3 separate regions of the Homo sapiens genome follow, and regions 1 and 3 are each linked to region 2. Evidence: chromatin contacts called from ENCODE Hi-C or POLR2A ChIA-PET data. All regions are on one chromosome and are shown on one strand. The core of a region is the stretch at or near the end of the contact, and the rest is flanking DNA. Distances in the headings are between cores, read along the strand shown.

What was found. A loop is a pair of places that touch in the nucleus more often than their neighbours do. ChIA-PET counts read pairs that join two places held with the same protein, here RNA polymerase II (POLR2A). Pooled maps may share reads with other maps.
Region 1: a loop to region 2 is called in a pooled map, with 2.5 times the contacts of the local background. The contact joins the promoter of LMLN here to the enhancer-like site in region 2. A Hi-C loop is called at or near these places in 1 of 37 single-sample maps with no recorded cell type and 6 of 50 pooled maps. POLR2A ChIA-PET finds 5 or more read pairs at or near these places in 6 of 52 experiments (Caco-2, H1, HEK293 and 2 more).
Region 3: a pooled map shows a loop between it and region 2 (5-fold over the local background). The contact joins the promoter of RUBCN here to the enhancer-like site in region 2. A Hi-C loop is called at or near these places in 2 of 168 maps with a recorded cell type or tissue (naive thymus-derived CD4-positive, alpha-beta T cell and sigmoid colon), 3 of 37 single-sample maps with no recorded cell type and 11 of 50 pooled maps. POLR2A ChIA-PET finds 5 or more read pairs at or near these places in 5 of 52 experiments (AG04450, PC-9, Panc1 and 2 more).

The regions. Positions count from the first base shown.
Region 1 is chr3:197,957,791-197,961,487 of GRCh38, reverse strand. LMLN (leishmanolysin like peptidase) reads right to left here and starts at 1,271. Exons shown (of 17, transcript NM_001136049.3): 1 at 1,048-1,271. The coding sequence starts at 1,242. DRC9 (dynein regulatory complex subunit 9) reads left to right here and starts at 1,497. Exons shown (of 12, transcript NM_032263.5): 1 at 1,497-1,643; 2 at 1,769-1,959. RefSeq lists a silencer at 1,213-1,442 and an enhancer at 1,994-2,494.
Region 2 is chr3:197,846,244-197,850,105 of GRCh38, reverse strand. LRCH3 (leucine rich repeats and calponin homology domain containing 3) reads right to left here. Exons shown (of 21, transcript NM_001365715.1): 11 at 2,646-2,697; 12 at 2,085-2,234. The region is part of intron 1 of LOC105374310 (a long non-coding RNA gene); the gene reads left to right. Among named protein-coding and RNA genes, the nearest start is that of LRCH3, 57 kb to the right of the region's middle. RefSeq lists an enhancer at 1,844-1,903. Within about 2 kb of position 1,810, at least 10 of the 41 ENCODE cell types and tissues checked have a DNase peak (open chromatin) inside an H3K27ac peak, as active enhancers do.
Region 3 is chr3:197,734,542-197,738,227 of GRCh38, reverse strand. It overlaps RUBCN (rubicon autophagy regulator), which reads left to right and starts at 1,324. Exons shown (of 20, transcript NM_014687.4): 1 at 1,324-1,573. The coding sequence starts at 1,509. RefSeq lists a silencer at 1,061-1,610 and enhancers at 1,199-2,046, 2,977-3,026.

The sequences.
Region 1 (3,697 bases), core at 22-2,521, 110 kb before region 2:
CAAAAAAGCTATAAACTCCGAAGTTAATATTTTGGCTCACTTGGTTATGAAGAGTATGCATGTAACATTTTGGGAAATTACCATAAAAATGAGTGTCTTTAGATTTCTGGGCTGAATTGAACATGTGTAGGTGTATCAGCATGCAGCCCTGCCCCAGGTACTCTCCCTTTCTCAAAGAATATGGATTATCGTGGACCCACCTCTGACCTAAATACTGTGAAGGAATCAAAGTATGAAACACAAACCTTATCCCACGGAACCTTATAATCTAACTGCAAAGGCAAGATACGCCTAAAAAATAAGCCATTATCCCATAGCAGTACTTGGTTAAATGCCAGGAGGGAGTACAGACACGATGTACTTTTTAATGAAAAGAATATTGCGCTGTGGTGGTTTCAGCAGGCTGCCTTGAGGTTAGGGAATTTGAAATGAGACAAAGAATTTAAGCAGAGAGAAAAATGGGATGGGAGGCGGGCAGGCACTTCCAGAGCAGAGGAACCGGGTAAAGCAAACAAAGTGACGACATAACGTGAAAAGAAACCTGAATTTTGTCTCCAGTGAGCCCCCAACGTCCCACCAACGCCTCTATCTGGCTCTCCGTTCAATGTCTTCCCGAAACTTCAGGTCAGCGGTTCCTAAAGTGGTCCCCGGACAAGCATATCTCACCAACCAGCTGGGAACGTAAACTGTCAACTCTGGGGACTCATCCCAGACCTACTGAGTCACTAAGTGGGGGACTGAGGGCGGCAATCCGTGTTGTACCATGTGCGTCGGGTGACTGTGATGCACGCTCAAGTTTGAAAACCACTCCTCGAGGGCTACTGCTAAGCACAACCCTCCGCACAGAAGTGATACTGTTCTGAGCGCCTAACAGCCAACTTGCAGGGTGTAGGGAGCTGAGAGCGGGTCCCAGGCCTGTAAGAGTCAGGCTCTGCCCCAATTTCGCTTTCTCATCCAGGACACCTTCTCCCAGTCACTATCTCCTACGCCTGCTCCTTCTGGGTGACTTTACCCTGAGAGGGCCCGCTCCCGCCCATGTCGCCCTACCTCAGTGTCAGAGGGGACGTGGTGCCGGCAGGGAGGGGAACTGCCCAAGGAGACGGGAGTAGATGTGGCGCTGGCCCGGAGCCCGCCCAACAGGAGTAAAACGCTTCGGACCCACACAGACCCGCTCCAGCGCCACCGGCTCCGGCCCGGGCCTGAGCCCGAGTAACCCACTCCTCCGCCCCATTCGGCCGCCATCTTCGGGCCGAGCGTCGTTACCATGGAGTGCGTGACGCCTCTGCGCCCGCGCCGGCCCCGCCCCTCGCCGCTGGGGGTAGACGGAGGGCCCAGCCGGCGGAAAGGCGCTTTCCGATTGGACAGCGTCACCCGCTAGAAGTTCGCCGCAGAAGATGAGGGCGGCGATCACGTCCATCGCGTCTCGTGGCGCGAAGCCGGCCAATAAATGCTGTTTGGAGGCCCACGTGAGTGGGGCTGTGGGAGGAAGAAAGGCTAGCGGGCGTTGGCCGTATGTGGGTGTCTTGAGGCAGTTTTTCAGTTCTTTCATTTACCAAAGTGACATGCACCTACTAGGTGCCAGGTGTTTAGACGTACATACAACCCTCTGCAAAATCTTTCAGTGTAGTCCTCTGTATGAAAAGGTGAGTGGAATACTTTCATTTACTTATCCTGAGTCACCAACTTTAGGCCCATTACTTAACTAACGCCATTTCCTATAAAAATCTATGATACACCGTTTACTGTTTTACTCAACTCCATCTTTTAGTTTCCAGCCAAGAATTGCCACTGCACCTGAGATAAGGGGGATCCTGGCCATTAAGGAAACCTTGCCTTCGAAACTGAGCCGTGAGGAACTATACAAAATGGGAAATTGGGACAAATCCCAGTGGCTCATGACACTAAGAAGTAAAATTACGAACTCACTGAGCTGGAAGTCATTCAACGGGAATTGAATAGGTAAGCTACTATACTGGGAAATGAAGGAGTAGGAAAGAAGGAAAACCTCAAGTTACAAACTATGGGTGGAGATTCAGCTACGAGGATGGGGTGGTGTTTTAAGTATTACCATTTTACAAGTAAATACTCACTAAATGTGTGTATCATCCCACAACTAGTGGAAGGTGGGATTCCAAACCACATTTGTAACTTAGGAAACGTGCCCTTTCCACTACAATACCACAAATAAATTGCTATTGTGAATAAAGAATGGAACCAGTCATCCTAAGCTCCTGGCTGTAACAATAGTGTTATGCTGAGGAAAGGCTGTTTCTTTTTTTTTTGAGACGGAGTTTCACTCGTCGCCCAGGCTGGAGTGCAGTGACACAATCTCGGCTCAATGCAACCTCTGCCTCCCGGGATCAAGCTATTCCCCTGCCTCAGCCTCCCGAGTAGCCGGGATTACAGGCACCCGCCACCACGCCCGGCCAATTTTTATGTTTTTAGTAGAGACGTAGTTTCACCACGTTGGCCAGGCTGGTCTCAACCTCATGACCTCAGGTGATCCGCCCGCCTCCGCCTCCCAAAGTGTTGGGATTACAGGCGTGAGCCACCGCGCCCAGCCAGGAGGCAAAGCTGTTTCAATGGTGTAGTGGACAAGTTACCAGCCACGCAAGCCCTTTCCTGTAAACCACAGGACTCCTCCTTTGGCAACGGTGACTTGAGTACTTTTGACTTAATTTCCATATGGGAGGAGAAAAACATAAAAACATACATTTATTATTTACAAATGCTGCATCATCTCAGTAAGGAAGAGCATGTATTTGCTTTTGAGTCTCATTTGCCATTGCACATGTAAGTTACTCGAGTTAAAGTCTCAACCGTTTGTTTTCCCCCGCTTTGCTCAGATGCCTACCACTTACCGTGTGTCTGTTCCACTCAGAATACCATCCACTTCTCCATATGCCTAACCCAGACCTGAAATACCCATCTGTCTTCATGGATATGTCCACAGGTTAACATCTTACAGCTTCCTCAAATTCAACTTTAGCTCCTCCCACAAAACCATCTCCTGATTCCCCAACTTTGTAAATGCACCATTATCCATCCAGCCCCCAAAGCCAGAAACATGTTAGAATTCTCCATTTGAGACTGAAAAGCCCACCTAATTTTCCCTTGTTTATGCTGGGATGCCATTGGGATTTGAAATAATCTGAGCTGGTGGCTCATATCTGTAATCCCAGTACTTTAGGAGAACAAGGCAGGGGGATCACTTGAGGCCAGGAATCGAGACCAGCCTGGGACCCCGAAAAAACATTTTAATTGGCTGGACGTGCCTGGCATGCACCAGATTCTCTGGAGGTTGTGGGCAGGGGATTGTCTGAGCCTAGAAGTTCAAAGGTGCAGTGAGCTATGATCACACCACTGCACTACAGGCTGGGCAACAGAAACCCTGTCTCAAATGAGTAAATTTTAAAATTTCCTGTGAATCAAGTTCTTCAGTGACGTTGTATTACACTCAAGAACAATCTTAAGCCTAAGATCCTCAGTTCAGTACAGGAGACCTCTCATGTGGCATTTTAGTTTTCTGGACTTTCCAGTCAGCCACTTGTGTTCCTAAAATCTTCCTGCCATTTCCTCTTTGAGATGCCGCCCTATTTCTTCCTCTACACTTTACGGTTTTATGTTACGCAGCCAGTATACCTACATGCCTCTATCCCTGAATACCCCGAGTACTACTGATCACATCTACTTAACT
Region 2 (3,862 bases), core at 561-3,060:
ATTTCCTCAGCCTAAAACGAACCCCCCTTTACACCATCATCCAGTCTTTTCTTCCTGGCTAAATCCTACCTACTCACTCTTCAGGGTCCCTATAATTTCTTTTTGAGGTCAATTCTGATGATACTTGTTCTCTAAGTCTTCTACTGTCTTGAATATAAAACTAGCACTTTCATTATAAGCTGCCTTATTTTCTGTTTTATTTGTGTTTATTTCCCTGATAAGGTCTAAGCTGTGCCTGGTGGGCAGGGCTTGTATTTTATGCATCTTTATATTCCTTGTACAACCAGCATTCCATAAAGGTCTATCAAGTCAAATGGACGAACCAAGTTAGGCTTTCAGAAGTCTAGGTTTGCCTCCTGATTAAGAAAACAAATGTACTATAAATGACCACATTGCTTAATCTTCCTAGACCTACAGCTTCCTCATCTGTGAAACCTGAACACCTCCAAATGACCTATTAAGAATAAACCAATAAAGTATTTCCGTTAGTTTCAAGAGAACTATATAAAAAAGTTTGTATGTAGTAACAAATCAAGCAGGGACTTAAGGGAAAGAGAAATGGTTAGACAAATTAGGAGATATAGTATGTATAGTATTAGATGACTTGTGTGAAAATACAATGACAGAGATAAAGGAGGACAAGAGAACATGGCCATTAGTACATTAACAATTCTTATGAGGGTTGAAAAGGCACAAAAAGAAGAAACATCTCAGGGCAGACAAGGTTTTGAGGGAGGGAGGTACCTTTGTGAACTTCTGCTTGTAGGAATATTAATTTTAGTATTTTTGCTATTGGTCAAAAGATTTGCCTACTTTTTTTTTTTTTTTTTTTTTTTTTGAGGTGGAGTCTCACTCTGTCAACCAGGCTGCATGAAGTGCAGTGGTACGATCTCAGCTCACTGCAACCTCCGTTTCCTAGGCTCAGACAATTCCTCCACTTCAGCCTCCTGGTTAGCTGGGATTACAGGCATGCACCACCACGCCCAGCTAATTTTTTTATTTTTACTTGAGACAGGGTTTTGCCATGTTGGCCAGGCTGGTCTCAAACTCCTGACCTCAGGTGATCCACCCACCTTGGCCTCTCAAAGTGCCGGGACTACAGGCGTGAGCCACCACACCCGGCCAGATTTGCCTGCATTTTTATAGAAAACAAGAGACAAGGGAACTTGTTGGATGAAGAGGAATCAGGTGAGAAAGAGAGTTAAACGTCATTGCCAAGGGTCTGGTACATTCAGAAAAAAAGAGTTTATCAGGTAAAACAGTAAAACAGACATACGCATCGTACTTAAAGGAGATGGTCTCTAGTTAAAGTATGAAATACAGGAAAGTCTTTAGTGGACAAGAAAAATTCATTTAATCATTCAACAAATACTTATTGACCATTACTATGAGCTAAGACCTGCTAAGGTCTAGGGACACAGCAGTAAGTAAAACAGACATGGTTCTTACCTTCATGGAGTTTACAGATAAATGAGAGACAGATATTAAGTAAACAAAATTACAAATAATTAATTATGAAGAAAAAATGACGATTTCAGAACAAAAAGATAAGCAATACAGGTAAAATAAAATGACAACATTTCAGGCACTACTATAGAGGCTGCAAAACGTTAAGAAATATTAATGGCGTTGTTAATTGGATGTGTGTGGAGAGCAGAAAGGAACAAATCAAAGTTCCTGCAAAGGATTAAGCCTGTGAGGCTAGCAAACTTTTGTTATTTACAAAAGCGAGGAAGCTGGAGAGAGGTCTGAGTAACAGTTTGCATCTGCACGGGCCTTTTATGGTTCACACAGCACTTTCACTTTCATCTTACTGATCTTTACTATGACACTAGAAATTGAGGAAATGGCAGCTGGATAGTAAAGTGACATGTCCAATGACAGATTTACCGTTAACAAGATAATCACTTGTTCTGTCCTCATGCAGATAGACACAAGTAAAAGAGACACTCTATTTAGTCAAGATTCCTTACAGAGAGAAAAATGGTCGACATTTTAATGGACAATAAAAACCAACGGGCCTGACCAAACAAATAAGCACTTAGCCAGTCAGCAGCTTGAACAGCATCATTCAAACGACTCACTTTGACAAAGTCCAGGACAGCATCTCTCTGGATCTGCTTGGTCCTTATTTTCTCCTCCTCATACTGCAGGGCAGCAAGCTGAGCCTCTCTCCGAGTGCGCTCTACTAACTGCTCCCTTCTCTGATGAAGTTCCAGGTCTGTGTGTGACAGCTGGAACCAAAGCGTTATTGTGCATACAAAAGTAAAAATGAGGATCACGTTACCAATATTCCCTATCAATTTAGGGAACTACTGTTGACCCATGCAACTTTTGCTTTGAAGTCACCTAGCATTGCTTGAAATGTGTTTATTGGCTAATCTTTTCCCGTCTTTGCACGGTTCTTATATGTATTAGGTTGGTGCACCAAACTAATACTATAAAGCCATCATGAAGGTAAAGATTTTCTATCTAGTGTCTAAAAACACTGTTAGCAAGTATCACGTACATATGTTATATTAATCGATTGAGACAGCTAGTAATGCTTAAATATACCTGGCAATTAATGGCAATTTAAGTATTATAAAAGAAAAAAAATCATCTTAGTTTAAAAAGCAAAAATAAACACAACTACTAAACATTACCTGATTGTGACTTGCTGATAGTGACAGGAGGGAAGATGGCTCAGCTGGAACCCTGACCCAAAAAAGAAAAAAGAAAGAAAAAAACTCTTTGATAAAAAGACAAACAGATACATAAAAAACAAATGAAATTTTTATTGTAAATGTAGCTTTCTATTAATCAGTAGCAAACTGCCTAGTTAGCATTGAAGGAGTAGCTGCATTTTGTAAACCTAAGTCCAAGTCATTAAGTGAAACCAGAGGAAAATCTGATGCCTCCAACTCACGTTTCATGTGGTATCAACTGTCTATGTCAGCCAATACCAACAATACAGTTAATTGAGATCACCTTGCAAACAGCATCATTTCTTTATAACACAAATAACTATTATCTTCGTTACCACCATGATTAAAACACGATACATGTAAACTGAGATCCTTTTACATACAGTCATTTTTATCAACTACAGAACCTCGTAACTGTACTTATAAAGCACACCTGCTCTTATTTTCAATCGATGAAGCAATTTTAACACAGAAATAAAGATTCTGGTTTTTTTATTTTTAAGAAAAATACAAAGCCCTTTTTAATGCTTAAAAAAACAAAAAAAAAGTAGTACTTCCTTCTCACTGCTATCAGTGTTAATTCTTATAGTTTACTATTTATCCTTTTCCTGAAACAGATTTCATTGCTCAAGTCTCTGTAACTCATCTTTGTGTCTGAAACTAAAACTGGCAAGATTAGTTACTGTCTGACGTTTAGGACGTGGCCTCCAAAACTATGATGATTAGCCTATCAGGCTGATCTACAGGCACTGAAATCAGTGTGCTAATTAGGGCAACCAAAAAAAACCCATCATCATGGCTCACTGCAGTCTTGACCTCCTGGGCTCCAGCCATCACGCCCAGCTGTCTTTGTTTTTTTTGTTTTTTTTTTTTTAATTTTTCTGTGGCAATGAGGGTCTTATTATGTTGCCCAGGCTGGTCTCAAACTCCTGCCCCTCAAGCCATCCTCCCACCTCAGCCTCCTAAAGTAATTGGATTACAGGCGTGTGAGCCACTGCGCCCAGCCGTTTTTTTTTTGTTTTTTTTTTTTTTTGTGGCCCAAGGTGGAGTGCAATGCCGTGATCATGGCTCACTGCAGATTCGACCTCCTGGCCTCAAGCGATAATATCGCCTCAGCCTTTCGAACAGCTGGCCTACAGGTGTGTGTCAACCAACCCAGGCTTATTTCTGCAGTT
Region 3 (3,686 bases), core at 75-2,574, 110 kb after region 2:
TTTAAGCCTGGGTTTGCAAACTAGCAACTCAAGGGCCACCTTCAGCCTACAGACAAGCTGTGTTTGGCCTGTGCAAAGTTGAAAGTTTAAAAAATTTGTTGCCAACGTTTAAAAATTTGGAAGTAGTGCTTAAAAATGCAGATCCTAGCTTCTTTTAAAAAATCAAAATATCATAGCTAGGTGTGGTGGCTCGCACCTGTAGTCCCAGCTATTCAGGAGGCTGAGGAAGGAGGACTGCTTGAGCCCAGGAGTTCCAGGCTGCAGGGAGCTATGATTGCGCCACTGCACCCCAGCCTGGGCGACAGAGAGAGACCCCGTCTTTGAAAAAGAAAAAAGAGAAACCAGAGTATCTGGCAACCCTAGGCCCACGTTTCTTTCAACTGGTTCGCTTCACTTCTTAGCATTACTTGGTTATCCCCCATAAGGATGACCAGTCTCCTATCTAGCCTTCCACCGTTACCTCAATATAGTATTATATCTGCCCCATCTCCTGTCCACATTGTCAAAAGTGGCTTTCTCATCAGATTCGATCAAATCACTTCTTGATTTGCATATGCTTGATTTGCTGATTGTTTTCAGGATAAAATCCAAACTCCTTAAAATGGCATTTCATGATCTGGTTTCCCCACACCAGAATGCCCACACCATGCTGCTGCTCACTCCTTCCCAGCTCTGGCTACCCAGCACCTGCAGTTCCCAAGCCAGCACTTCCTTCCTTGTATCTGCCGTGTTGCTCTCTCCACCTTCTCTTCTTTCTCCTGGCTAACCCGTACTCAGCCTTGAAAACTCTGCGTTGACATCCATCTTCCGAGAGCCCCCAGAAGCCTTTCTCTCCTGCTCTTTTATGATCCCAAAGCAACCTGTGCTCTTGTTTGTGAGCGCTTCATTTAAATGCTCGAGGTCTCCAAACACCACCAGCGGACATTAAGCCAGGGCGGGCTGAGTGGGGTTAATCGTACCGGGATTAGATTAGCGTTATTGCCTAGTCTACATCTCGGACTGAGTTCGGTCCCCAGCGTGTAATGTCACGGGGGTGAATAAGGATACGCCCCGGCACGGATTCCTGAGACCAAGGTCCCCCGCCGCTTGCAAGCCGGCCCAGCCAACCACCGGGTGCGTAGTAATCCACGAGCGCGGCCTGGGATTGGAGGGCGCGGCCTGCGGGAGCGGCCTGGGATTGGAGGGCGCGGCTTGCGGGAGCGGCCTGCCGTTGGAGGGGCGCGGTCTGCGAGCGCGGCCTGGGATTGGAGGACGCGTCCTGCGGGAGCGGCCTAGCCTCGGAGTGCTCGCCGGGGGCTGTAGTCCCCGGAGCCGGAAGTGGGGGTGGCCGGGATAGAAGCCGCAGCCCAGGCGGCGGTCCCTCCCGCTGTCGCCGCCCGGGTGTAGCGCATCACCCGGAGCCCACCGGCCGCAGGTGCCTCCTCCGGCCCCAGGGGGCCCCGGGAGCCCTGAAGGGCGAAGCGGCAGGGACGCCTCTCTTGGGCGAAGAGGCGGCCTCACCGCCCCGGATGCGGCCGGAGGGCGCGGGAATGGAGCTCGGAGGCGGCGAGGAGCGCCTGCCTGAGGAGAGCAGGTGGGCTGGGAGCCGCCGCGGAGTCGGGGCAGCGACAGGCGCCGGAGCCCCGGGAGGCTTGGGAGGGCGCGGGGTCACGGAGAGAAGGGCCGGGCGCGACGAGTCTTGAGGACGACGGCTGCGGAGGACTTGTTTGGGAAGCATTTCGCAGAGGAAGGACGGGCGGGGCGGGGATGGGACGAAGGAACCGGCTTAGGGTGAGGAGGGTGGGTGGGATTTGCGGAGGGCAAGGGCAGCAGAGGAGGGTGAAGCTCAGATCCAAGACTGCTGGAGAGGAGGTGGCAGCTGAGAGACTGGGCGAAGAGGCCAGAGGGGTGCAGTGAGGTTTTACAGGCCAGAGTCTATAGACAGGGGCAGGGCACCACCCGGACTGAAACTTGCCGTGACAGCAAGTGGGGCCAACGCGAAGAGGATGTGAGAATTCCTGGGAGCAGAGGTGAAGCGTTATGAGTGGCCTCGGAAGAAGCTTAGGCAGAGATGAGCATGGGGATGAAGGCGAGGAGAGCCTGGGGAGAAAGTGAGCGAGTGTCATGGCAGTGCGGTGGGGCGGGGACTGCTAATGAGACCAGAAACTCTGCACTTTGTCATTGCCGAATCCCTGTCAGAGAGTGGCAGGACCTCTGTGCCATTTCCTTTTCGTCTTCAAACCTGTCCCTTTTTCCTCACAATGCAAACTAAGCAAGTTCACATTTATTTATATGGAACCATGTCAGAAAGCTCATATCTTCTAGAAATTGGGGGATTTAAAATATAAAAACTACTTTGGACCGGGTGCGGTGCCTCACACCTGTAATTCCAGCACCTTGGGGGAGGCTGAGGCGGGTCGCTTGAGTCCAGGAGTTTGAGACCAGCCTGGGTAACCTAGGGAGATCCCCGTCTCTACAAAAATACAAAAATTAGCTCGGCGTGGTGGTGCTCACCTGTGGTGCCAGCTACTCGGGAGGCTGAGGCGAGAGGATCACTTGAGTCCAATAAGTCGAGGCTGCATTGAGCCGAGATCGCACCACTACACTCCAGCCTGGGTGACAGAGGAAGACCCTGTCTTCAAAAAACAAAAAGCCAAAGAAACCCCGAACTACTTTGACTAAATGATGAATCGGAGTCTGTAGAGATGCCTTCCATATTTAGGGTTTGCTTCATTAATAACTCTGGTCTTAATCTTTTTTAAAGAGGCTGGAATGCTGACAGGCGAGAGCAGGAATGTGGCTTAAGGGAGTCATACTTGACATTTATTATTTTATTTTTATTTTATTTTTTGAGACACAGCCTCACCCTGTCCCCCAGGCTGAGCGCAGTGCCGTGAACACGGCTCACTGCAGCCTCCAACTCTTGGGCTCAAGCGATTATACTAGCTCAGCTTCCCAAGTAGCTGGGGATATAGGTGCCAGCTACCACATCTGGCTACTTTAAAAAACTTTTTTGTAGAGACAGGGTCTCACCATATTGCCCAGGCTGGTCTCTAACTCCTGGGCTCAAGCAATTCTCCCCCGCCACGTCGGCCTCCCAAAGTGCTGGAATTAACAGGTGTGAGCCACCAGGCCTGACCTCACTTGACATTTAGAAACAGTTTCAGATATAATGATGGTCTCAGGAGCAGCTGGGATCCAAAAACTAGAAGCAGAATATTTACCTCTGAGAAAATATCAACAAGGGAAGATTTATGAGATGTTCCTGGGTGAAGACTTGCTATTTTTAAGGGTGACTCTACTTTTATGTGCAAAGTGGCCTGTTGAACAAAACCTGGACTGACAGGACTTTGGGGCTCCTGCCTGAGATCTGAGAATGATTTGTGCTAAGTGAAACTGAACATCTTACTTCCCTTTTCCATGTTTCAGTTTCTGCTTTGCCTATTTGACTATTTATTCTTCCTGCAGATGTCTGTGACGTGCTTCGTGTGAAAGGTCCCATGTAAATTCTAAACACGTTTTAGGATTGTTTTGATTTCCCTCTACCACTTCATGTGAGGGAGGCTGGGTTAGTTATTTTTTTAATGTATGTAACAAATGCTATTTACCACATGCCAGGAATTGTTTTAAGGTATTAAGATATGAATACTGCGTTAACTTCTTTAATCCCTATAACTATTGTATGTGGTCGGTACTACTGTTATTGC